Regions from separate parts of the Mus musculus genome. Here regions 1, 2, 4 and 5 are each linked to region 3. A link is a loop called in an ENCODE intact Hi-C map of the cell type or tissue named here. Cell type or tissue: gastrocnemius. All regions are shown on one strand. Region 1 overlaps Gm15499 (a long non-coding RNA gene). Region 2 holds the start of Rassf8 (Ras association (RalGDS/AF-6) domain family (N-terminal) member 8). Region 3 overlaps Rassf8 (Ras association (RalGDS/AF-6) domain family (N-terminal) member 8). Region 4 overlaps Lmntd1 (lamin tail domain containing 1). Region 5 holds the start of Gm15499 (a long non-coding RNA gene).

The links. Hi-C counts contacts between places; a loop is a spot of excess contacts. Peaks named below come from ENCODE experiments on the same cell type or tissue, not always from the same donor. Only the 100,000 strongest peaks of a DNase experiment are listed, where the experiment ranks them.
Region 1: a loop joins it to region 3, with 2.7 times the contacts of the local background. A loop is called at or near these places in 12 of 42 quality-filtered maps.
Region 2: a loop joins it to region 3, with 2.1 times the contacts of the local background. A loop is called at or near these places in 12 of 42 quality-filtered maps.
Region 4: a loop joins it to region 3, with 4 times the contacts of the local background. A loop is called at or near these places in 12 of 42 quality-filtered maps.
Region 5: a loop joins it to region 3, with 4 times the contacts of the local background. A loop is called at or near these places in 12 of 42 quality-filtered maps.

Annotation. Positions count from the first base shown.
Region 1 is chr6:145,449,007-145,454,006 of GRCm38, forward strand. It overlaps Gm15499 (a long non-coding RNA gene), which reads left to right. Exons shown (of 3, transcript XR_378154.3): 2 at 4,497-4,567. It overlaps Gm38475 (a long non-coding RNA gene), which reads right to left. Exons shown (of 3, transcript XR_378153.2): 3 at 4,339-4,912. It also overlaps a transcript of Lmntd1 not described here. Among named protein-coding and RNA genes, the nearest start is that of Gm15499, 8.6 kb to the left of the region's middle. In gastrocnemius, no CTCF peak of the experiment used is centred here; a DNase peak (open chromatin) is centred at 2,202; H3K27ac peaks cover 692 bases.
Region 2 is chr6:145,745,382-145,750,381 of GRCm38, forward strand. It overlaps Rassf8 (Ras association (RalGDS/AF-6) domain family (N-terminal) member 8), which reads left to right and starts at 1,406. Exons shown (of 5, transcript NM_027760.3): 1 at 1,406-1,585. Gm15704 (a long non-coding RNA gene) reads right to left here and starts at 2,993. Exons shown (of 4, transcript XR_869590.3): 1 at 1,647-2,993; 2 at 439-653; 3 at 68-256. In gastrocnemius, CTCF peaks have their summits at 1,407 and 3,072 (motif pointing right); DNase peaks (open chromatin) are centred at 1,125, 1,907, 2,394, 2,654 and 1 more place; H3K4me3 peaks cover 2,957 bases; H3K27ac peaks cover 3,473 bases.
Region 3 is chr6:145,790,876-145,795,875 of GRCm38, forward strand. All of the region lies in intron 1 of Rassf8 (Ras association (RalGDS/AF-6) domain family (N-terminal) member 8), which reads left to right. Among named protein-coding and RNA genes, the nearest start is that of Gm15704, 45 kb to the left of the region's middle. In gastrocnemius, CTCF peaks have their summits at 2,606 (motif pointing left) and 4,010; DNase peaks (open chromatin) are centred at 2,567 and 4,014; H3K27ac peaks cover 1,165 bases.
Region 4 is chr6:145,414,838-145,419,837 of GRCm38, forward strand. It overlaps Lmntd1 (lamin tail domain containing 1), which reads right to left. Exons shown (of 10, transcript NM_028742.2): 6 at 4,851-5,000; 7 at 2,563-2,682. Among named protein-coding and RNA genes, the nearest start is that of Lmntd1, 18 kb to the right of the region's middle. In gastrocnemius, a CTCF peak has its summit at 2,318 (motif pointing right); a DNase peak (open chromatin) is centred at 2,340.
Region 5 is chr6:145,439,706-145,444,705 of GRCm38, forward strand. It overlaps Gm15499 (a long non-coding RNA gene), which reads left to right and starts at 3,165. Exons shown (of 3, transcript XR_378154.3): 1 at 3,165-3,473. It also overlaps a transcript of Lmntd1 not described here. In gastrocnemius, CTCF peaks have their summits at 2,197 (motif pointing right) and 3,301 (motif pointing left); DNase peaks (open chromatin) are centred at 2,220, 2,938 and 3,273; H3K27ac peaks cover 1,064 bases.

The DNA of each region.
Region 1 (5,000 bases), 340 kb before region 3:
ATTTAAAGCCCAGCTCATGTGCTCAAAGAGTTTGTCAGTATTCAGCTGTGCAGGGGCAGGAGTGTGCATCTGGGCATCGAGTTAGATAAAGAAGCTGAGCTACAAACATGGATGGACGATCTACAACCTAGACACAAGTCCAGGGTTCACACACAGTGAAGTTTACGGTAACATCGTTATCCTTGTGCTCTGGACATGACCTAAGAGCTGATCACAGACTAAAGGATAAAGCCTCCAGTGTGTACTCTAGTCAGAAATCAGCCAACTGCGGTTGCAGACTCCTGGATGGACGAATGTTACCTACAAGCCAAGGAAAATAACCCAGGGATACCAAGAAGGAGGATGCCTCACGGAGAGTTAAAAGTGAAACGTGTACATCAGCGCACGCACACACACACACACACACACACACACACACACCAAGGTTCGTCTACAGTGGGAAAGTGCAAAGAATCCAGGGATCTGATGGCTACAAAGTCCCAGAGGATGGTTGCAGCTGCTGCTCTGCGGGCAACAGGACTGACACATGGAGACATCAATACATTGCTAATGTTTGGTTGTATCTCCTGGGCCGAACAGTAGCTATAATAAAAATTATTCATTCTATTTTAAGGCCACAGATACATCTTCAATTATTTATATATTTCATTTTGCATTTATAAAAAATGTAAATGTAATTTGATGGCTAAGAAGATATGCTAGTAACATATCCTGTCTCAAAAGATAAAACAAAAACTCGGCATGCACGAGGTGGATGGTGACTGAGGAATGACAGCTGAGGTTGTACAGTTGTCCTCTTGCCTCCACCCACATACACCTGCACACACCTGCACACACACCTACACACACACACACACACACACACACACACACACACACCACACAGAACTTCCCAGGAAGAACTGAAGAGACTTTACATCCTTATGATAGGAATAATTCACACACAGTTCCGAGTTTACAGACCAGATTTGAGAGTATGTATATGCAACAGTTGCTTATCCGTTTGCAAACATTCCATAACCTCTTACTCTGGGGTCTCCTGACTGGAAAGTGTCACATACAAGGCTGAGCCTGCAGTAACCACCTCCTGCATGCCAGGGCAAATGGACTTGAAATTAAACCCAAGAGAGCCTCCAAGTCTTCCCATAAAACAAAACTAATGCCTTTGATACAAAGACACCAGTTTATGAGAAGAAAATCAATACTTAATTTTCAGTTTTCTTGTTTCGCTTTTGCTGGAAACCAGTTAACTCTTTTCTTAATGCTCCGTCAGATCTTAACACCTCACTTTATCTGCGTTAGATAAGAAAATGCCAGAAGATTTGATTCTGTCTGCCCACCTCTCTCTGTAGGCAGAAATTTACCTTGTTTAATAAGTTAAGAAAATCAGTATGGTTCCAGAACATGCAAGCTTACTATTGGGAGACTGGGAAGTCTGAGGCGTACAGTCACCCGATTCATCAACTGAGCAGTGCGCAGTGGCTCCTCGGTGGCATCTTTGCCTCTCAGGGTTTCTTTGTCTGCAGAGTAAGGAGCCCTCCTTCTTGCACTGTTCGGTCCAGACCATAACAACCTCCCCTTCTCTGAGGATGACACTGGACACTGATGATCTTGCTAATTCCTCAGGTGCTGAGGAACTCAGGACCTGCCTCTGCCTGCCAACTGCACGTCCTCCGTCCTCCCCTTCCCACCCTCCTACTCTCCCGCTCTCAACCTCAGCCCTTCTGTCCTCCCCGTCCTCACATTCTTGTATGGATGTGTGCTCTTGCTTTCGCTACTCCTTAAGATTTATTTATTTATTTTTATATTTTTAGCTTTCTCCCTCCCCCCTCAGTGTGTGTGCGTGGGTGTGCATGGAGGCCAGGCAAGGGTGTTGGGCCCCTTCAAGCTGAAGTTTGAGGCAGCTTTTAACTGTCAATGGTTAAAGGTCCATTCCTTAAGGCTGGGTCTACTGCCTGGTAGACCCCTGGACTTTTCCAGGGGTCACAGTCACGTGTTTCGGCTCTATGCCTACTGGCTTCACTGAGTGAGATGAGAAGAGGAAAGGGGAGTCAGATGAGAAACCCGAAGGCACAGTTTATTCTTTGGTGCGAGGTGCTCTGTTTGTCCTTTTCAGTATGCAGATATTGAATGACCCTTTAATGAATTTCAGCAGAACACACGCCCATCTTCTCATGCTGAGAAACATCTGGGCTCTTGGCAGAGTTTGCCTGACAGGACTCCGCACCCAGGGAGAGCTCTGTTTTCTGATGAAGAGCAGGAAGAAGGGAGTGGGGGCGGATGCTGGTGCTCTGACTCACCACAGTGAGATGGTTCCCTCGCACATCTTGCCAGAGCTCGGTGATTGCCTTAATATTCTCAATTAGACAACCTTTAATTTTTATGAAGAACTGACTTAATGCCATTTAACTTCACAAAACCAAAACATGTGTCGTTCTTTTAATGTTTAAAATTCTATAAGGAACACCTGTTGGATCTCTCACAAAGAAATATCACAAGCATGCTTGAAAAATGAAGTCTTCCTTTCAGGATCAGGTATTAAAACTTCTTTATGGAACTATTCAGACATTGATGTGCCTAATTCCCTGAACTCATGGTCAATATGGAGGCAAACACACCATTTGTACACTAATAATAACTAACTTTTAAAACCAGGTTAGTAAACGTCTTCTGTTTGTTTGTTATTCGCATGTGTTCTCCGTGTCTGTGCAGGCCAGCAGACAGCCACAGGTGCTTTTCTTCAGCATAGCCTACTGCTTTGTTGAGCCAGGAACACCTGGCTGGGAGCACGCTAAGTTGGCTGGCTTGCTGGTGAGCCTTTCCTCCTTGCTAGGATTGTAAGAGCACTGTGGTGGTTTGAAAATGCTTGGCCCAGGGAGTGGCACTATTAGGAGTTGTGGCCTTGCTGGAGTAGGTATGGGCTTGAAGTATGTCACTGTTTGAGAACCTCCTCCTAGCAACTCACAAGACAGGTCTCCTGGCTGCCTTCTGATCAAGATGCTGAACTTTCAGCTTCTTCTCCAGTGCCATGTCTGTCTGGACACTGCCACACTCCTGCCTTGATGGTAATAGACTGAATCTCCGAATCTGTAAGCCAGCCCCAATTAAATGTTGTCCTTTTAAAGAGTTGCCTTGGTCACACAGTACCCAGCTCTCTGTGTAGGCTCTAGGGAACCTAATTCAGAGCCTCGATCTTGCAAGGCTATACTTTAGCACACAAGCCTTTCCCTGGCTCAGCACATATATTCTGTTCTTTACAGTAGGGAGGTTGTCCTGGGTTATTTTATGTGTCAACCTGACAGAAGCCAATGTCATCTGAGAGGAAGGAACCTCAATTTAGAAAATGCCTCCATAAGTTGGACTCTAGGCAAGCCTGTAGGGCATTCTCTTAATTACTGATTTTGAGGGAGGGCTCAGCCCATTGTGGGTGGGGCCATCCCTGGGCTGGCAGTCCTGAGTTCTATAAAAAAACCGGCTGAGCAAGCCATGGAAAGCAAGCCAGTAAGCAGCACCCCTCCATGGCCTCTGCATCATCTCCTGCTTCCAGGTTCGAGTTCCTTTCCTGACTTCCTTTGATGGTGGACTATGGTATGAAATCATAAGTGGAATAAATTAAACCCTTTCCTCCCCAAGCCGCTTTGGTCATGGTGCTTCCTCACGGCAATGGTGACCCTGACTAGGACAGAGGCTCAGCCACCGTGTTGTGGTGTCAGAGATGAAGAGGGAAAAATGTTCCTCAAAGTTGATGTACAAGGAGGCTGGGGAGGTTGCTCAGTGGGTGAAAAGTGCTCGCTGTGTAAGCATGAAGGCCTGGATTTGGGTCTCCAAGATGACTGGCAGCATTTGCCTGTAACTGCAGTTTGGAGAGGGGCAGGTGGGAAATGTGTGTATGTGTGTGTGTGTGTGTGTGTGTGTGTATGTGTGTGTGTATATATATATATATATATATACATGTATATATAAATCGCAAGTCTAGGAAAGCACAGACAGCTCTAGGAGCTGTGCTGAAGAGCAGAGGTTGAGTCTGCCGCCTCACTACTGGGAAGAGCTACACAGGGAAGCACAAAGAACTGTGTGGTGGAAGACAGCACAGGGGAGTCAGCCTGAGAATGGTCCTGTGAAGCTGTCCCGTGTCACCGGTCCCCTCTGGTAAGAGACCTGCCATAGGAGAGTGCTTGTGCCAACTTTGTGTGGTCATTTTTTCCCCTTAAGTTTGTCCAAATAATGATTCTTGTAGCTTCTACTTTTTTTGTTCAAATTCTGTCTCTCTTGGCCACATGGAATGGAACAAAAGCAGCCATCTTCCTCAGACAGCTACTCAAGCATTGATGTCGTCAGTCCCTTTTCTGTTCTTGGCATGGCTTAAATATCTCTTTCTTTAAGCAATCATTCGCCACATGAGACGGTGATCAGGGTTCCTTCCCTCCATGGAGTCACCAGCTTCTTAACTCTGTATGTCTTCATTCTCACACAGTGACACTCTCTATTTGCCACAGCTTTGAGATGACCTCAGTGTGCCATGGAACAGCCAGTCACCACTGACTCTGGACACGGAAGGACAAGAAGGGTGAGGCCACCTTCATTTGTACTTAGCTTAGTGGGCAACACAGAACCACTAATGGAAGACATCCTTCCAGATGGGGGCAGGTCACGGGCTGAGGGGAGAAACATCCATGAAGGGCAGGGGGTCACACAAAGTGGTCCAGGAAAAAGGGACATGCACAGTGGGTTAACATGCTGGGAGATGAACAAGGGCTCAGAGGGCGCAGAGGCCGACACCACGGCCTTGGCCGCTCATTAGCTGGAGCAGAGGAGGAAGCTTCAGATGTATAAAGTCTACACAGCTCAGTTCCAGGAAGGGGCTGAGTTGGGTTTGGCCATAAGAGGTTTGATGCGACAGCTGGGACTCACACTGAAAGAAAATCGGAAAATCATTCATTCTAACTGGCACAGTTTAGGGGTAGAGGGTCTCAAAGTGATATCTTTATGGGAAGGGGGGA
Region 2 (5,000 bases), 45 kb before region 3:
TTTTTAAAGGTGTGTGGGTGCATTTTTTGAATCTGAGCCCAGTTCTTTCTAAACTTTTGTTACTCACCTCTGATTCATTTGCCTTTTTTCCCCTCGTTGTCTGTTGCCTCTATCATGGCCTGCTGCTCAGGGAGGTGGGGGTGCTGTTGCTGAATCACAGCTACTCAGGAAAAGCAATCCAAACTATGCCTTGGAGAATGCTCGACTTAGACTTCTTTCTCTTTTTTGACAGTCCCATTCTGTAGCCCAGGATGCCCTGGAACCAAAGAATGTAGCCCAGGCTGTTCTTGAATTTCTGGCAAAATTCCTGCCTCTCTCTCTCTCTCTCTCTCTCTCTCTCTCTCTCTCTCTCTCTCTGTGTGTGTGTGTGTGTGTAATAATATATGATTCACTCTTTGAGGTCTGATACTGCTTGTTGCTAGGGTAACATATACTGACCTCGAACTTGTGACAATCCTCTTTCCAGTGATCCCAACTCTTTTAAAACCTTTGTTACATTCGATTCATTCACTTCATTTTTTTTTTTTTTTAATCTCTCCTCACTTGCAACGGTCATCACTGGTTGCTGCGGTGGACATCAATTCACAGTTATTCTACAGGAAAAGCCATTCAAACCAGTCCTTGGAAAGGCTGGGCCGTTTCTCCCTTCTTTCCTGTCAGCAGACGCAGAGCGGTCAGCTGCAAGGTCTCACTGGCCTGGCGACCCCAAGCCTGCGAGCGACTGGAGGAAATGTTTAACCTCAGCCAGGCTCCGGCCCACCGGCCTCAGCGCCTCCCACAAAGCCGCACCGCGCTGTCCCGAACCTTGTCTGCAGGCGGGGCCGCCGCTGTAACCCGAGCTGGTGAGGGGTATAACACTGCTCCTCTCTCCAGCGCCGCGACCAGAAAAGGGGCGGAGCCTCTGGCTCTTGGCCCTCCTCCCTGGCCCTCGGCCCGCCCCCCTCTCAGCCCTGCATCCAGCTCTCTCCAGCTCTGCACCCTGCTCTCCCTTGCCCACCTGCAATCACGGCCCTCGGCCCCGCCTCCTCGGCCCTCCGCCCCTCCCTCCCTGGCCCTTGGCTCCGCCTCCTAGGCCTCCGCTCCGCCCTCCCGGGCCGTTCGCCCTGCCTCTTTGGCCCTCCGCCCCTCCCTCCCTGGCCCTTGGCCCCGCCTCCTCGGCCTCCGCCCCACCCGCCCAGGCCCTCCGCCCCGCCTCCTCGGCCCCCCACCACACTTCCCAGACCTCGTCCTCCCTGCCCCGGCGCGGCCTCCCCGGCTGGCTCGCTCTCGCGGCGGCCCTCATCCCGCCCCTGTGCGGGGCTCCGCGGCCCTATCGGTCCCGCCCTCCTTCCTCCGCCCTTCCTCCTCTGCGCCGCTGCGCACCGCCCTCCCTGCCGGGCCAGGCCGGCGTGCGCCCTCCCCGCGCGTCTCTCTGCCGGCTCAGCCCTCCGCGCGCCGCCCTGCGGCCCGGCCTCCTCAGCCCCGGCCCGCCGCTCGCCCTCCGCCGCCGCCGGCCGCGGCCGTCTCAGCCGCCGCCTCAGCCTGGGCGGGCCGGGCCTCCGCCGAGGGCCGTGCACCGGGACTACGAGGACGGGCTGCGAGCGCAGTAAGTACAACTTTCCCGGCCCGCGCCCCCCGCGGCGCCGCTGTCACCCTCGCGCCCTCACCTCGCCTCCCGAAAGTTGGCCCTGCCCGGGGTCGCCTCCTTCCCGGTGTCCTTGGCGAGCGACTTTAGAGGCCACTTTTGTGGGCGAGGGGAATGCGCGGTCGGCCCTCTCCCTCTCCAGATGGAAATCGGATGCTCGCCTGGAGGGAGAGCTTCCCCTCTGGAAAAGGAAAAGTGGCGGTTGGAAGGCTTCTGCATTTTGTCTGAACCGTAGCCGCCCTGCCTCCCCGGTGGCCAGCCCCTCCGGGGAAGCGAGTCGCCCAGAGGCGGCTTGCAAAGTTGGCTGCGTCCTGCACCCTGGAAACTTGCAGAGGGCAATCATAGGAGGCTCAACTTTAAGGGTCGGGGGCTTGGCGTGCGAGGCCGCTGCGGCCCGGTGGTGGGCGGCGGAGACCAGCTAGGGGCTGGGTTGCTCATTTCAGCATCGCCGAGCTGCCCGGGGTTGCGGAACCACTACTTTCCCAGCATCGAACAGCATCAAGGGCTCAAGCCCTTGGATCCTAGGTAGGGTTTAATCGCAGTCAGTTCTGGTCCTAATCTTTGGAGGCACAGAAGGAAATATGCAGGACACGTTTCCTAGCCTACTCCAGCTTGTCAGGTCAGCTCTGCCAACACATCAAAGCCTTGCGTTAAGGAGAAAAAAAAAAAAAATCCCTCCAACCCGCTGACAGCAGGGACGAACACTTAGATACCTAACTGTAGATTGGTGCTCAGCCATTTTTCATGAGACACGTTTTGTCCCAGGGAAGTATATTAAATATGTGGTGATCTCTGCGTTTCTGCCCAGTTTTGGGATGTGTATGTGTGTGTGTGTGTGTGTGTGTATGTGTATGTGTGTGGGGGTGTAGGTAGTTTTTCTTTCTTCTTTAAAAGTCTTTAATCTGTGGTTGCCAGGGGTTGTGATCGTACCTTGGAGGCACAGAAAACCGGCACCTTTCCTGTTTTGTTTTTTAAACCCAAAAACCTGTTCTTTGCTGGAGGCAATCGGGAATGTCAGCCCACTGCAGGGTGGGGGTGGGGGTGGGGTGCTGATAAACCCAGGAATCAGGGCTCCGGACAACTGCGCTAGCAGTTTGGGAAGTGGTTTGTGCTTTATCCTCTAGTGGTCATGTTAATGGTTCTTGTGATCGTATATATTTCCATGGGGAGCTACCCCTAAACCTCAAAAGTACACACGGCCAATACTCCATTTAAGAAGACTGGACACGCTTTGATGATTCTTCTACTGGAGGATCAGATTCAACACAGTGTAATTTGCAGTGTAGGTAATTAAATCTTTTCTAAAAATCCTCCCAATCAGTCACCCCTCCCTTGAAGAGTCTCAAGATGGTACTTTCCGTACCGGGCTCAATTGGCCATAATGGACTGAGATCTTTGCCATCAAGCCCTGTTTCTGGGCTACAGGAGCTTTGGGGGACAGCAGAGAGCCCCTAGAGGGAGCCAAGTCACGGGGCTGACTGTGCAGATAGGAAAGGTTTTCAGTTAGTGTCAGTGTCCTGGAGAGACTCAGTTCCGAAGGTGCCCATGCCATTCCTGGGGTCACACTACCTGAATTCTGCATTTTTTTTTTTTTTAGAGCTGTTTGGAAATTGTAGATTTAGCATCATACAGGGTTGTTGTGTTGCTTTTCTTTGCATTTTTGTCTTTAGAGTTTTAAAGCTTATGACTTTTAAAATCCTAATCCTCCGTGCTCACTTTTATAGCCTTTGTATTTGGTGGCATATGTTAGTGCTTGACCTGAGTGCCTTGCTTTCTGAGAAATGGTTAATTTCTTAAGAAAAGGTTTCCTGTTTCTTATTGGACTTTCTGTTGTTTCATAGAATTTGGGAGTAAAACTATTGTTTACTGCAGGGTATCATTGCTCTTTTTGTTGGAGTTAATTTTGGCAGTCCGGCTTTGTCCATTTATAAAATGTTGAAGTCCCAGAAAAATTTGCAAGTGTTCAAAACTTGGCCAAGTTCATTCTAGGTGGAGGTGGAATAGGGTTGAGGTGTGGATAGGAAACATTAGAAATTATAAATACAGGATTTGAATTAAAGAGCAATGTATCAACTACTGGCTCTTCTTGGCTGTTACTTTGTTTCAGTCCTAAATATCCTAATGTAGAAGTAGTTCCTAGTGTTCTATAGACTTGGGAGGGATGCCTCCTAGCAGCTAGCCAGACTTGTCAGCATCCAGGGAGCCAAGAATGGTCCCCGTTTCTCTAGCTTTGTGATCTAAATTCACTGCCTTTAAGATGGGGATACTACTGTTATCAGGAAAGCTATGATGGACAGGCACCTCAGGCGTGCCTGGCACATCTTCGTCTACAATGGCAGCATCTCCCATTTCTCCGGAACTTTGTCTGTGCCATCCAGACTTGCAAACTCTTCCTTGCCTTTTCCGAACGCATCTATCCAAACAAAGTGTCTTGCTTACTCTGCACTCTCTTCTGTCCATCAGCTCTCAGAAACAGTTGACCACAAAGTACTGGCTATCTTTCCAGCAAAGTAGCTCTCAAACCTGTTTGATTTTCAGGCTCTGCCATGTTGTCCTTTAGTTCAAGCCACTCTGACCTCTCTTAAGTTTGCCGGTCTCCTTTGCCCCTTCCTGCTTGTTTTCTTGACAATAGCCTGAAAAAGAAAGCCATTTCTTCTTCAGGCCTTCAAGATTCCCAAGAATCCTTGGAGTATGGTATAGAATCCTCAGCAGGCCTTCTTGTGCTGTTTCTTGAGGCCCCAGCCCCTCACCCACATCTCCCAGAATACAGGTCAGTTCCCCAGCAGCCTGGCCTCAGGGCCATTTTCCCAGCTCCTGAGTAATTCCTCATCTTTTGAGGACTAGCTCCAGTATGCTTCCTTATGGAAGTCTTCTCTGTCCACTGTTTTCACATCCGTTAGACCCATCTTACTTCTTCCACAATGACAGTCATTCTTAATCTGTCAAAATTTATAATTATACTGTATTTTATTGTTTTCTCCATCCCTTGTGGGCAGTAGTGCCTGCTTTACTCTCCAGGTCCTAGTGTACGTAGCTGTGCTCAGTAGAGAAAGTGGTGTAGTATCCACTTTTCATGTATACCCTCGTTTGAAACTGCATAGAGCAGTCTGTCTTCAAACTCACAGAGATCTGCCTGCTTCTGCCTACTGAGTGCTGGGATTAAAGCACTCAGGCACCGATCGGCACACCCAGGACATTTATGCTCTGTGATATTTGTGTTTTGTGTCAGAAAAGCCAAACTAGCCCTTCTGTGTTCTAATTTTGTGGATGATCTGGAACAGCCTTTAAGTATCAGGTAAAAACAATGCATTTTTGGTCTGTGGAAAACGCATGCTAATGAGACACTTTTAACTAGTGTTGCTCTTGTGATACTCTA
Region 3 (5,000 bases):
AGCAAGGCAGTGGTGGCCCACACCTTTAATCCCAGCACTTGGGAGGCAGAGGCAGGTGGATTTCTGAGTTCTAGGCCAGCCTGGTCTACAGAGTGAGTTCCAGGACAGCCAGGACTACACAGAGAAACCCTGTCTTGAAAAACAAAAAACAAACAAACAAACAAAAAACAAGAGCAGACACTATGATACAACGATAAACTAATGAAAACCATCATCACCACTGATACCCACATAGAAGTGACTCAGCCACTTTGAAAACCAGTCTGACAGTTCCTCAGTGTGGGAGTGTAAGGCCCTGCGGTGCTCCTGACTGTGTGTCCAAGTGCAGCACACAGTCCCATGTAAAACTGCACAGAGGTGCTCCTGACAGCCACACAGTGCCAGCGTGGAACACTTAGTGGTGAATGGCAACAGGTTTTCTATGTGTCGTAGCACAGATGAACATGGCAAGTGTTGTGCTAAGTCACAGAAGCTGGTCACGGAAAGCACATGCTGCTAGATCCGTTTCCATCCGGATGGCCCTTATGACACAGGAGGCAGTGCAGCACTGTGAGCCATTATTGCTAAGACGGAGATAAATTACAACATAAAGAGGTTGAGCCATGAATCAAGTTGTATGTTTTAAAATGTTTCAGCCCCTGCTTCACCCCACTGCCCCCAAATTCAGCAGGTTATGGCTATTTTCATCTTCGCAAAGCCTCGTCTAGGGCTGTCATGGCAAGTGGCAAGAGGGCACTCATAGGTTTGAGGCTTTGGGGACCAGGGAATGAGGACAGTCCCAAACTGATTGTGGTAATTGTTACACAATCAACTTATGCTGATTAAATGAAATGTTAGTGAACCTGAGGAACAAACTAGATAATGCGGACAATTCACTGCGCTACACTTTAAGCAAGAAAGACTGAAGGGCTGCAGGCCCCCGAGGAGGATCCTGGGACACGAACAAACATCGGTTATGTTTTTAGGATTCACAGCTTAAGCCCACTTAAATGACTAACTTGCCAGTTAGGAGTTCAGACCTTCACAGATAAGAGGCTGCTGCTGAGGGTTCTGACGGCCTTGGAGCAGAGAACTTCCTGGAAATCAGATTTATAAGCCATTAATCATTAGTATAAATCTAACTTTTATCAAGGACCTATTGTACATCAATTAAGGTTTATCAGCCACATCCCTATCAGCGACCACATCCCTAGTAGTGGAAGCCACCAGAAGGAAGGACAGAGGCAAGTAGACCTGGCGATTCTGTAGACATGCTTAACCCTTGAGGGAGCATCCTCAAGTGGAGGCTGGGGAGGACCAGACAGATGGGAGAAGGCATAGGAGGAGGGATGAGCAGTCAGGACAGGAGAGCACAGAGGAGAGGCCAGAACATTGATGCTGTGGGGTCATCCCAAGAGGAAGATACTTCAGGAAACGTGAGGGAAGGGCACACAGGAGGCACAGCCTGCAGCACACAGTTCTTGGTGACACTGTCAGCTGTGTTATCTGAGGAGAGATGGAGATAAATTATGAGGCAGAACTGTCAATGGGAATTGTGTGTTTAAAGTGTTCGTGCTGCACTCTGCTCCATTCCCCAAGTCAGCAATGATTTTATTTCCTCAAAGCCTCTCCTACTTTCTGGATGTTTTCAGTGAACATACTTTACTTTTGCAGTAGAGGAAGTTGTTTTAGGAATCCAAGGTTACACTGATGTGCAATACCCTTGTCAATGTCCCGGATACAATACTCCAAACAGGGCTTCATGAAGAAACGGCTCGCTCTCTATCACACTCCTTCTTTATGTTTTTGTGGTGAAACAAGGAACTGTTGTCAGGGTTAAACCCCTTGCTAACCAAGGCGTCTTTCCTGAATTGTTCCTTGTCATCGAGAAGCACTGTAGATCGTCCTTGAGCTTCCTGCTTGCAGCCAGATCTAGGCCTCCCCTGAAACAGTGCAGTAGACTTGTCTCACCCTTCGTAAGATGGGTGGGATATTTGGCTGAAGGCGCAGTGATAGACTAAGCTGGCTTTTGTTTTGCTTTGGTTTGGTTTTGAGATGGGGTTTAGCTATTCAACTCAGGCTGCTTTCAGAAATGTGAATTGTCTCAGCTTACATCCCACACTCCTGTGCTCTGAATCACACCACCAGTGCCCACCAGTGCCCACCAGTGCCCACCAGTGCCCACCAGTGCAGGCTCTTCCTTCTATTTGGTTTCATATATGTGGAGCCCTGAAGCAGCCCTGGCTACTTTACACTTCTATGAAGCAATATTAAACATCACTGCAGTCTTTAGCTGAGGAATGCCTGGGAGTGGCCATATTTATACAGTAAGAACTCTGGATAGCCCTTCCAACTCTGCCTTACATCTTACTAGCTTGGCAGCTATTCCACAGATCTCTATTGCCAGGAAAGTATTCCACAGCCTCTCCTCTGCCCTCAGTGATGGACTTAAGTCTGTTAGTCTCTGGTGCTGGTTCCTGTCTTCTGCTCTCTGCTGCCTGCGGTAAGGGGTGGGGAGATCTACCCTCACATCTTTCATTCCTCTAACCAGCGGCTGGGAGAGCCTTGCCAGTGTTGTCTTGCATCTTTCTAATAGGGAAGAGTGACCTCTGGTGGCTAAAACCATAAGCCCCAAAGTAACAAAAAAGCTCAGGTCACCTCTGCTTAATGTCCCCTCACTTCAGACTGTGTCAGGCACACATTCCACATCCGTGAATGTCTCTGGCTACATGTTTACCGGCTGTATCTCTTGTTACTACCACACATGCCCTGCATGCATAGTCAGCCTTAACTCCAGACCCCAGGTAGTATTCAGCTGGCACTCCTGTTTAGTGATAAATCCTTAAACCTCAATAACTTAACATGTTTGTTGGTTTGTTTGTTTTACCTGTTGACTAGAGAGCTACACTGTCTGATTCATACTCTAGCTGCAGCCTGTCTGCCCCAGCTGTCTGGCAGGTACCGGGCGGCATCCTCAGCTTGGTTGGTGTGCCATTAATGCAGCCTGGTTGTCTGGCAGTTGTGGGCTCACATCAGTCTTTCAATGTCTAATTTCTTGTGGCTCACTTTTTAAATGAGCGGTGTTAGTAACTTACAAGGAGGCCCAGACTGCTGAAAACAGAGATGAAAATAAATTCAAGTAGCAACAAAGTAAAGGGCAGCATTGCCTGTGGGTTACAGATTATCCTATAGAATGTGTGAATGGCTCATCCTTTTGTGAGAATGAAGGTCAGTGGTATGGGTGGTTTATACTTAATGTTAAAATCATTCTTAGTTTTTCCCTGTGATTAAAAGATTGTCTTATTCAAAAGATGAGAAAAACATCTTTGATTAAAAGCCATGGGGTCTAAGACATTTCTGTGGAAATATATATCCACATTGTTTCCATTTCACAGTCCTAGAGGGGGACTCAGGGCCCACATGCTTACACTTTATTTCTGTTTTAAGAAAGCTCTAGCAGGGTTCAGGAACTGGCTTTTAAAATTTACCTGTCTAGGTAAGATACAGCATTGGGTGTTTTTCACACACAGATTGTCTGTGCAGACTGCAACTCTCATGGAACAGTACTGACCCCATCGCAAAATTCCAGGCTGTCATTGAGAAACAGAAACTCCCATGGTAGCTGCTTGCAATAGAAAAGCATCATTTGAGTGAGAAATATTTCTTTTAAAAGCTAGTGGTGATTCTGAATTTGAATTTTCTCTAAAATTCAGTTCCAGTAGGTAAGTAGCTCTGGAGTTGAGCCTGGAACAAAACCTCAAGAATGCATTTCCTCCTCATGAAGCATGGGTGGTTATCAGGATCAGCTGTGTATTATAAAATACAACCCATAATACCACAAAAAGGTGGTCATCCCAGATGCCAGGACATACTTACTATGTTACTGGACCATTAGCCACTCCTCTGATACCTAAGACATAGTAACTTCCTAAGTGTGTTTTCAGTATTTTAATAGTGTTTTGTAGAAATACAGTATTTCAGTGCCCTTTTGTAACCTAAAGAGAGAGACTGCAGTTTCCAGTGCCGCCAGAAGGGGCGCCAGTCTTCTGCTACTGGAGTTAGAGGCAGTGTGAGACACAGCGCATGGGTGCTGGGAACCAAAGGATTCTCTGAAGAGCAGCAAGTACCCTTAACCATGGAGCCATGTCTCCAGCTCCTACGAGTGTCTGTATTAAGGTTCAGTGCTACAGAAGTGATCTGTAAGGTGCCAGGATGAGAGAGCGGCAGTGTCAGATACATTGCAGAGGCAACAGCAGCTATAGTTATGTACAGGTAATGCAATTTAGAACCTTGTTGTTGCCAGGAAGGATGGTCAGAGGTGTTGTAAACTAAAAGACAGCCTGCAGGTGCCTACCCAGTGGGAATGAGAGGTCAGATCTGGGAAAACTTCAGTAAGTACAGAGTACTTCACTTCAGCAGCAGCCGCAAGCCTGCGTTCAAAAGGTTTCCGACTTCTTGAAGCATTCTTACTCAGCAATGTCGAGAAACCCTGGGCATGTGCTTTGGGACCTTCACCTGCCTTACGTGCCTTCCTCTATTATGGGCCTCGTGTGTGTAATCACATGCAAGTGGTTTTTAGTGAGACATCTTTCTGTGTTTAATTTAAATACCTTGCTCCTGTGTGAGCAGCCTTGGGAAATTTGTGATGGAGCCTTCTCATGTCATGGGAAAAGAGTGACCAATAGTTTTAGGATACTTGGACATTTTATATGTGGAAACCGTCTAGATGAAGTTTCCACTCCATTGCTTCTTTGCAGTGCCCTTCTTCTGACACAATATCTGGCTCTATCAGTCTCAGCATCCCTTGTGATGGTGTGCTCATTGTCATGTGCTGACTTCTAAAGTCTTTCAGGAAGTTTGATACTGTGTATGTTATCTTTTTCATAAAAGAAAGTAGGAGAAATTTGGGTTATTAATGTACCTGAGGGCTATTAAGTCTGCATCACATACATTTATAGAAGATTGTTGAAAATCATGCAGGAAGGAAGTGTTCATACAAAACAAGCTGCTTGCATTGAGTG
Region 4 (5,000 bases), 380 kb before region 3:
GTGGCCTGAAGAGGAGGTCATCTACTGTAGTCGGTGTGGCGCTGTTGTCGTCGTCGTCATCGCTGTGTGCATTGAACACTGGTACTCATTTGATGGTGTTATCTGTGAGTTGTTGAGAATACCTAGTGCTTCCTAGCTGTGCTCACCAGTGCCAGCCAGTCTGTGGGCTGCCTTATCTCAAGCCTTTTCCGGAAAGTGCTGCAAGCTTCTGCTACCAATATTTTCCTCCAAGTGTGAGGGGACAAGCAACCTTTGGGTTTGATCCCCTGAAACTGCAGCCTAAGTAAGCCTCTCCTACCTTAGGTTTCCCTGTCCGTGGTTTTGGCCATGGTTGCTGCTGTTTTAGGTCTCTCTGTTGCTGTGATAAACACCGTAACCAAAAACGTCTTGGGGAGGACGGGTTTATTTGCTTACAGGCTCTGATCACAGTCCATCATGGACAGACGGAAGTCAGGACAGGAACCAGCAGCATAAGCTTGGAGGCAGGAACCGAAGTAGAGGCTGAGGGACCCCGCCTACTGACTCGCTCCCTCTGGCTCTTGTCGGCCTGCTCTCTTATTTAACCCAAGCTTACATGACCAGCATCAGCACACCCACAGGGGGCTGGACTCTCCCACACCAATCATTATCAAGGCAGTGACTCCACAGACTTGCCAATCTGATGGCCACATTTTCTCTACTGAAGTCCCCACTTACCAAATGACTCTAGAACCACCCAGGACAAGTGCCAAACAATGCACTGCGTCAAGGGAGGAAGAGAGCCTCTGTGGGACCAAGACTGGCCTGCAGGGTGTGAGGTGTGAAGGGACAGTCAAATGATGGACATGAATACTACTGAGCAGGCATTGATTTTGGTTCATAATTTCATGAGATTTCATGCCATGATGGTGGGCAAACAATGGCAGAGTGGCTCACGGTGACAGGAGATTTGGCCAAGCTCCTCCATAACTGTGATCAGGCCAAGGTGGAGAAGGCACAAAAGGAAGGAACCACCTACAGTTTCCTATCTCCTTCAGAGGTGCCCTCCGCAGGCAGGGAAGGTGGTCTGACATTTCACATTCCAGCCCTCCGTCTTAACCTGGGTTTTGCTGATGGTGTCTCAGGAGACAGGGTAATTCATTTGAATTACATGTCCTTATTTTTCTAGCCAATTTTAAATACAAGTATTATAAAATTCAGTTTAAATCACGAAGACATGGATGGCTGAGTAAAGATGAATCTAGAGAGTTCCCAATCTGAAACCCAGCAAAGGGCAGGAGAGACGATTAAACAGGTAAGGATGCTGTTCTTCCAGACGACTCAGCTTCGGTTCCCAGCACCCACGTGAGTGGCTCACAACAGCCTGCAATTCCAACTCTTGAGATTCTGAACTCCCTTCTTTACTCTGAGGACACACACACACACACACACACACACACACACACACGCTCACACACATGCTATGCTATAAACATTCATACACACACACACTACACTGCATGCATCCTCACACACACATGCTCTCACACATACTACTGCATACATTCACACACATACATACACCCCACACTGCACACACACACTCTCTCATATGCACGCACATATATTCTTTCTCATGCACACACAGGAGGCACACATATGCCCCACACTGCACACATACACACATTCTCTACACACTCAGACACATACACACACACATACACTGCACACACACAACCCCATGCTGTGAACACTCACACACATATGCCACATAATACATACACACACCCTACAACATATACAGAAAATAAAATCTTTTAAAATTTTACTCTAGCCTGTTCAACAGGTAGTTACCGAATATCATTGTATAATGAAGTAAGAAAGAAATTCATACTCTAGTCCACATATTATGGGGGGGGGTGTTAATGGTTTTGTGGCGTAGCAAATTTGTCTAGGGATAAGAATTAAAGAATAAATTATAATTATGCTAGTTTTATACCAACGAAAGCATGAGACTGCCAAGCATGGGGAAAGAATCCCAGAAAATTATTTCTAAAGTATCTCATTTTATTCCGCATAGAAGATAGTTATTTCAAATTAAGAGTATAAGCCCTTCCATTAGCTTGTGCACCCCCCTGGGCGCAGAGATCAAGTCTTTGTGTTGTGTTCCTTGTGCATAGTTCAGCCTAGAGCATAGGCAAAGGCAAGACTCCCAAGAAACATTGTTGGGATGAATAGCTGAGCAGAGAAGGCCATGTGCAGTACCTTCCTTATCTCACACTTCCAGTCAGGATCGCAAATAAAGCCCACCCCTGACTCTGAATCTGCTGCAGCCTTCGGAAGCTCAGGGTGCCATAACTCCAAATGGCCAGAAGGGGGCACACTGGGGAGGGATAGGAGACAGCTGTTGATCAGAAACTCGGGACACCCTGACTGCTGCTGGGCACACACTGGGAGAGAGGGGTGTTGGTCTGCCTGAGGCACTAGCTGGGGGCATTTGGGGGTGACTCTAGATGTGCTGTGCAGAATGTGAGCAGGACCAAGGGCCGAAGGGAACAGTGGCCGGCTACTCCAGCATCGAGTGTTGAAAACTCTGACACTCACCTCACCATTGGGCTTGCACAAGATGGTCGTGCAGTCCGGACTGGATCGGAACTTGCTCTGTTCCTCCCAAACAAAGTCCGTTGGTGGCTGTGGCTTTGCTTCCGAAGCTGCTGCCCACACCTTAGAGAAAGCAGTTTGTTGCTGACAAGTGCTACTGCGGTTCCACCCAGAGCCACATCCGACGGTGCTATTGTTATTAATCTTTCTGAACAGATAGGGTTTTCGTTGTCATTAAAGGTGGGAAGGCTCTCCCTGCATTTGCCTGGTCTTGGCTAGAATTCCTACGTTCACATCATTTCTGTGCCTCAGCTTTAGCCTCCTGAGGACCTGGGACTATATAGGCATCTGAGCTTCTAGGTTGTTTTAAAATATAATGTAATGCTAAACAGTGACCGAACACGGTTTAAACAACCACCCAGCCCTGGCTTGTGGTCCGCAAGCGGATCCAGGATAGATATAAATGCACACTGTAGGCTTATTCAAAACACTAGGTCGTACCTTTGAGGTTTTTTGTTTTGCTTTGCTTGTTTTTGTAGCTTGATTTTGTGGTTTTCTAAAGTAATTTTGTAGAGATCTTATCTCAGTGTCATGTAAAACAAGCACACACATACTCTTGCAGCACATGGCTACAGACCAGACATCAAGGTTCAGAGGGTCACAGATGGGGGGTGTCAGGGAGAACCCCCTTAGTGCCTGCTCTCTGAGATGACCAGCTCTTTACTTCTCTTTTAAGAATCCATTTTCAGACTTAGGATTTTCACTTTGAAGGACAAGCCAGAATATGATTGCTTACTACACGGAAGAAAGCTGTGGAGAGCAAAGTACAGGCATCCATCCACGACACTACAAACCACAAAATCACATTTAGTACAAAGATCAAGTATCCACGAGGCCACTTGTGCCAAGCCACAGGCTGACAGTAGAGGCAGCATTCCCTATAGGAACCCAGCTCTGACATTATTACTGGCTCCCAGTGTTCCCAGCTCCCAGTGTTCCCAGCTCTCAGTGCTCCCAGTTCACAATGCTCTCATCTGTGCTCCCAGCACATAGTGCTCCTCTCTCAGTGTCCCCAGCTCCCAGTGTTCCCAGCTCCCAGTGCTCCCAGCTCCCCGTGATCCCAGCTCTCAGTGCTTCCAGCTCCCAGTGCTCCCAGCTCTTAGTGCTCCCAGCTCTCAGTGTTCCCAGCTCACTGTTCCCAGTTCCCAGCGTTCACGGCTCCCAGTGTTCCCGGCTCCCAGTGTTCCTGGCTCCCAGTGCTCCCAGCTCCCAGTGCTCCCAGCTCCCAGTGCTCCCAGCTCCTGCTACCCCCAGCTCACCATGTTCCCTCACGGTATTCCCTGCTTGTGATGTTTTTCTGTTCAAGGCAGCCCTGTGGTCCTGGCTTAAAGTTTCCCTAGCTCCTGACACTCCTGGCTGATAGTGTTCCCAATGCATTAATAAATTCCAGCTCTCAGTGTTCTCTACTCATGTTGCAGTCACAGATTATTTGTTCCCCAACTCACACCAATCCCAGATCATGGTACTTCCAATCCACCACATTTCCAGCTCCTGGGAGTCCCAGCTCATGATATCTCGAAAGCACAGTATCCCTAACTCACCATACTGTCAGCTCAGGCTATTCCAACCCACCATAGCACTGGCTCCGGCCATTCCCGCTTCACGATGGTCTTAGCTTCTGTTGGTGCCATCTCATGGTATTTGCAGCTTGCTGTATTTGACCAGCTCATAGCACTCTCAGCTCCTGGGGTTCTCAGCTTGCTATATTCTTACCTCATTGTATTTCTAGCCCATGGTATCACTAGCCAACCACATCCGCAGCTCACAGGATTCCCAATTCACCATGTTCTCAAATCATGGTCAAATCTTGGTGTTCCCAGTTCATGTGTACCCAACTTACTGTATTTTTAGCTCACAGTATTCATCACTCAGACCCTGGTATTCCTAGCTCACAGTTTTCCCAGATCATGAGATTCCTGACTCAATTCATTCTCAGCTCCTGGTATTCCTACATCAGGGTATTTCCAATTCAGTGTATCTTCAACACATGGTCAAGATGTTCTCAGCCCCTGGTATTTCCAGCCCCTAGTATTCTAGATCCCTGGTATTCCAGCCCCCCAGTATTCCCAGTCTATATTACTTACAGCTCACAGCATCCCCAGGTCACTGTATGTCATTACGATACCCCTAACTCACACTAGTCACACATCATTGTGTCCTTGCCCACTGTGTTCCCAGCTCGCAGTGTTTCCCGTGCACAGTCCACCCAGCTGGTGGTTTCAGATACTTACTGTCACCGTGGAGTTGGCCTGCAGTGTGATGTTGTCGGGGAACTGGTACAAGGAGACTGCGTGTCCATTCACGTTTTGCTGAAGAATGTGGTTTCCAATCTCTACTTCCTTTTCATTGGAGGAGTTGACAAGCCTCACAAAGAGGCCCTT
Region 5 (5,000 bases), 350 kb before region 3:
AAGTGGCTTGACACGACTGAGACTGTGATATTACCCTAAATGGAAGAATAAGTGACACCAGAGTGGGGGTTGGATGATACAGGTGTGTAGAGGGCAGGTGAGGGGTGTGCAGAGGGCAGGTGTGAAGGCTGTGCAGAGGGCAGGTGTGAGGGGTGTGCAGAGGGCAGGTGTGAGGGCTGTGCAGAGGGCAGGTGTGAGGGCTGTGCAGAGGGCAGGTGTGAGAGGTGTGCAGAGGGCAGGTGTGAGGGTTGTGCAGAGGGCAGGTGTGAGGGGTGTGCAGAGGGCAGGTGTGAGAGGTGTGCAGAGGGCAGGTGTGAGGGCTGTGCAGAGGGCAGGTGTGATAAAGGTGTGCAGAGGGCAGGTGTGAGGGGTGTGCAGAGGGCAGGTGTGAGAGGTGTGCAGAGGGCAGGTGTGAGGGCTGTGCAGAGGGCAGGTGTGGAGGTGTGCAGAGGGCAGGTGTGATAAAGGTGTCAGAGGGCAGGTGTGAGGGGTGTGCAGAGGGCAGGTGTGGAGGTGTGCAGAGGGCAGTGTGAGGGGTGTGCAGAGGGCAGGTGTGAGGGGTGTGCAGAGGGCAGGTGTGAGGGGTGTGCAGAGGGCAGGTGTGAGGGGTGTGCAGAGGGCAGGTGTGAGGGGTGTGCAGAGGGCAGGTGTGAGGGCTGTGCAGAGGGCAGGTGTGAGGGGTGTGCAGAGGGCAGGTGTGAGGGCTGTGCAGAGGGCAGGTGTGAGGGGTGTGCAGAGGGCAGGTGTGAGGGCTGTGCAGAGGGCAGGTGTGAGGGCTGTGCAGAGGGCAGGTATGGAGATGTGCAGAGGGCAGGTGTCAGGTGTGCAGAGGACAGTGGTGACCATCGGGCAGAGATAGCAGCAGCTCCACATTCCTAAAGGAAGGGACACCGGGAGGTACGAGTGTGGCCAAGTGAGCTGATGGATGACGTGCTCATCCTCTCCAGTCTCCAGGAATCCTGGTCAGGACCAGGCCACCAAGTGAAAATAGAAGTCATGTTGAGTGTGACTTTAGACCCTGATCTTAAGGTACCAAAGGTACCAAATATGCATGTTAGTGCAGAGCTGTGCTAATAAGGGGGCTGTGTAATACTTAACTGCTGCTGCTACAATCTATTTCACTTGCATGTGACTCGGTTTAATGCAGACCCATGTAAGTTTGGGGTTGTATGTCACAGGGTCACAGGGCCTCTCACTGTGTGAAGATCCAATGCCACAGGTTGAGACTAACACTGATTCAGACTCTGACGGCCTGTTTCTTTTTGACAATTGTCCCTCGTTGCCAGTATCCAAGTCTGTGCTGGAGTTAGGTAACTATATGTGCTTCCTGCTATGCAACTACCACATGACCACGGGCTTCATAACTGCAAACTACGTCTCCAGAGAAATGTCAGACGTGCTTTCCTCTTGCTGGTACATAGTCCAGTACATCTAAGTCCATATAAGACAGCCTCAGTCTTTGAACACATCTCGTCACTTATAAAATGTGTGGTCTATAGATTCAGTTGGACAGTAACACTTTAATTCCATTGCTGTAATGTGGGAAGACCTGCTTGGCCTCCTCGTTTTGTTCTTTGAGCAAACATGAAGCTGATGAGGAGGAGCCCTAAGTCCAGACCAGCACTCACACAGGCCTGGTTTTCATTGCAGAACATTTCTCCCTGGGCTGTGGCTTTTCTGTCAAGTGCACAGATTGCATGCAGACACACACAAACTATCAAGTGTGCACACACATGAGTTCGCACGCGCACGCGCGCGCGCACACACACACACACACACACACACACACACACACACACACACACGATATCCAGTGATCTAACTACACAGGCTATGTTCTCTTAGTCATCTTAAGTATTTCCACGTGTCCATTTGACTTCTCCATCTGGGTGTTCTGCATGATGGGCTGTGCCTCAAACCAATTTCATTACCTCACTTTCCAAACATCCCGAGGACGCTGTCTCTGTCTGCTCACTCAGTAGGAACCAACCAGACTTCTCAAGCCAAGAGCTTTGCACTCTGCTTTGAGTCTTTCTTCTCCTCCTTCATGATTTCAACCAGCTATGTGTGTACTCCGAACAGTGCTTTGATTTTTCTCTTTGTGACACTGCCCTTGCAGGCACTTAGTTCTTTCCTCCTGACCCCATAAGCAGCCTCAGAGTCTTTCCCACCCCAGGGCATGTGCCACAATGCAGCCAGCAGAGGGATCCAAAGCGACGGAATCGTTCAAGGACTTCTCTGATGCCCAGAGACTAAAGGAAAACTGCCAGTGTGTCTTCCGTGCTTTCTGACCTGGCTGGAGGGCTTCATCATGACAAGCTGTTACTCTTCAGAGCCCTGTTGTCTAGCCACAGCAGGTTTGCAGGACAGTTCTTTGTCACGTTGACACAAGCTACTGTCAGATTCCTGGATACATTAAGCAACCCTAAAGTGTAAAGATTTCTCAGTCAGAAAAAAATGTTCCAAGTTTGAAATATATCATTCTGGTGCATAAAAATGTAGCAACAAGTTCAAATTTGAAGGCTTGTTCAGAGAGCAGTAAAAATGAATAGAATTATAAAGGGCTAACTGTAGGTTAGGAAAATACTTTTTTTTAAACTTTAAATTCTCTCTCTCTCTCTCTCTCTCTGTGTGTGTGTGTGTGTGTGTGTGTGTGTGTGTGTATGTGTGTGTGTGTGTGTATGTGTGTGTGTGTGTATGTGTGTGTATGTGTGTGTGTGTGTGTGTGTGTGTATGTGTGTGTGTGTGTGTGTGCACACACTCGCCCGCGACTGGGCATGCTTACCCATAAGGGCACCGTGGAAGCCAAATGTCAACACTAGATATCTTCCTCTATCCCTTTCTGCCTTGGATGAGGTCTCTCACTTAGCCTAAACCTTGCCATTTTGGCAAGACAGGTTGGCCAGTGAGCTTCCCTGATCTACCTGTTGCTTGCCTCTAAATTCTGTTGCCCACAGGAGGGAGCTACGGCACCCGGCTTTTATGTTTTCTGTGAATGCTGAAGACCTGGGATGCTTCCATGACTTGTACCTTATCCACTGATTTATTTTATCCCCACACGACATCTTCTGTTGTCTCTGTCTTATCTGTTGCCCTGTAAAATGACAGATGTCAGACAGCAAGGATGAAGTGCTCCCTTATGAAGGAACAGGGAGGCTCTATGGTAACTAGGATGCCTGTGGTCTGAAGATTCCAGGTGAGACCTTGTGTTTCTTCCCCTCTTCCTCCAAGTCAGTGGTGTCTGCTTCGTGTTCCCTGCAGCTCCGTGTTCCCCCTGCTGGCGAGAGTCAACAGGCCGGGTCAACACTACGTGCACGGCTGGCTTCAGAGTCTATTTTATAGTTCGTCGATTCGCTCAGCTGTCGTTTTCACACTTGATCATGAACAGACTCCATGCAAGGGAAATCAACTGAAGATGACTGTCTTTCACAGAACTCAATAAAGAAGCTAGGAGACACGTGGGCTCCGTAACGGTGAGTATTCTTACTGACTACTAGGAAATAGGTGTGAACCAGAGCGAAGCACCTGAACTCAGCTCACTGAGGCGGGTCCTCACTCTGCCTCAGCGCTTTCTCCCCAATACGCCTCAGGGATGGATCTTTCTGACATCAAAAACACAGCAACCCAAATGTGATATTGAAATAATCCCCCATGTCTGTATGCTGCAAGTACATTTGTATGGACAACAACTGTATTTAATGTACTTAATCACATTCAGAGGACCTGTAACCATAGAATTTTAAAGTGAGACTCGGTTTGAAATGCTGACTTTAAAAAGATCCATTTTATTAAGTGTGTGTTCTTGTGTGTGTGTTGTATGTGTGTACATGTGTGTGTCTCCATGTGTGGTATACATGGATATGTGCACACTGAGTGTATGTGCCTGGGGAGTCCAGAGGCAACAAGTGCCACAGACCCCTTAAGCTGGAGTTACTGGCAGTTGTGAGCCACCTGCGGTATATCCTGGGACTCAAACTTAGGACTTCTGTAAGACCAGTGATCACTCTTAACAGCTAAGCAATCTCTCCAGCCTCAAAATGCTAAGTGTACAGTGATATAAAGTAATTCTGCTATATAATTATTAAATGGTATAAGGAAATAATGCCCCCCCCCTTTTTTTTGATACAGGGTTTCTCTGTGCAGCCCTGGCTGTCCTGGAACTTGCACTGTAGACCAGGTTAGCCTCGAACTCACAGAGATCCACTTGCCTCTGCCTCCCAAGTGCTGGGATCAAAGGTATGCACCACCACTGCCCAGCTCAAATAGTTCCTTTTAAAATCTTTAGTTCTTATAAGGACACAGATTTTTATCTTTTTCTTAATTTTCTAGCTTCAGCATTGTTGAGTCCTGTCTCATGTTGACCATACAATGAGCTCAGCATCTTTCTCATTCCTATTGATTCAGTGGCAGTGTTGGGTTCTTACTAACTTGTACCTGGGCTGGCACTCTGACATGTGCTGGAAGATAGAACAGTCCATGGAGGTCCAAGGTGGGTGTGGTGACCCGTGGTGGGTCATGGGGCCACCATGCTGGGCCGTGGGGGTGGGGAGAGTGCACTGACTGCTGACAGGAGACGAGGAGGGGAGCATTCCAGGCCGTATCTGTCCAGGAGGAATCAACCTCCTCTCGGAACGAGGACAAGATTATCGGGGTGTGTCTGAGGAGTGGCAGGCTCTGTCTTCTGTTTAAAGAGGACTCTCTGTCTTTGTACTGAAAATAATCTCAAAGAGCAAGAATCAGGGAGACATTTGCCATTGTACAGGAAGAGATGCTGGCACCACAGGCTGGCAGCCAAGGAGGTGACCAGATGTGGCTGGGCTCTGGCTAGAGTCGGAAAGGAGGCCTGCAGAATGTTGGTAGACTTAAGTGAAGTGGGAGAGAAAGAGACAAGACAAAATGATCCTAGGGATTGACTTCTGAGCAACTGAGGGAAAAGAACTTCAATTACATGCACACATATGGGAGTGCACGCACACATACACATGTACACACATGCATGC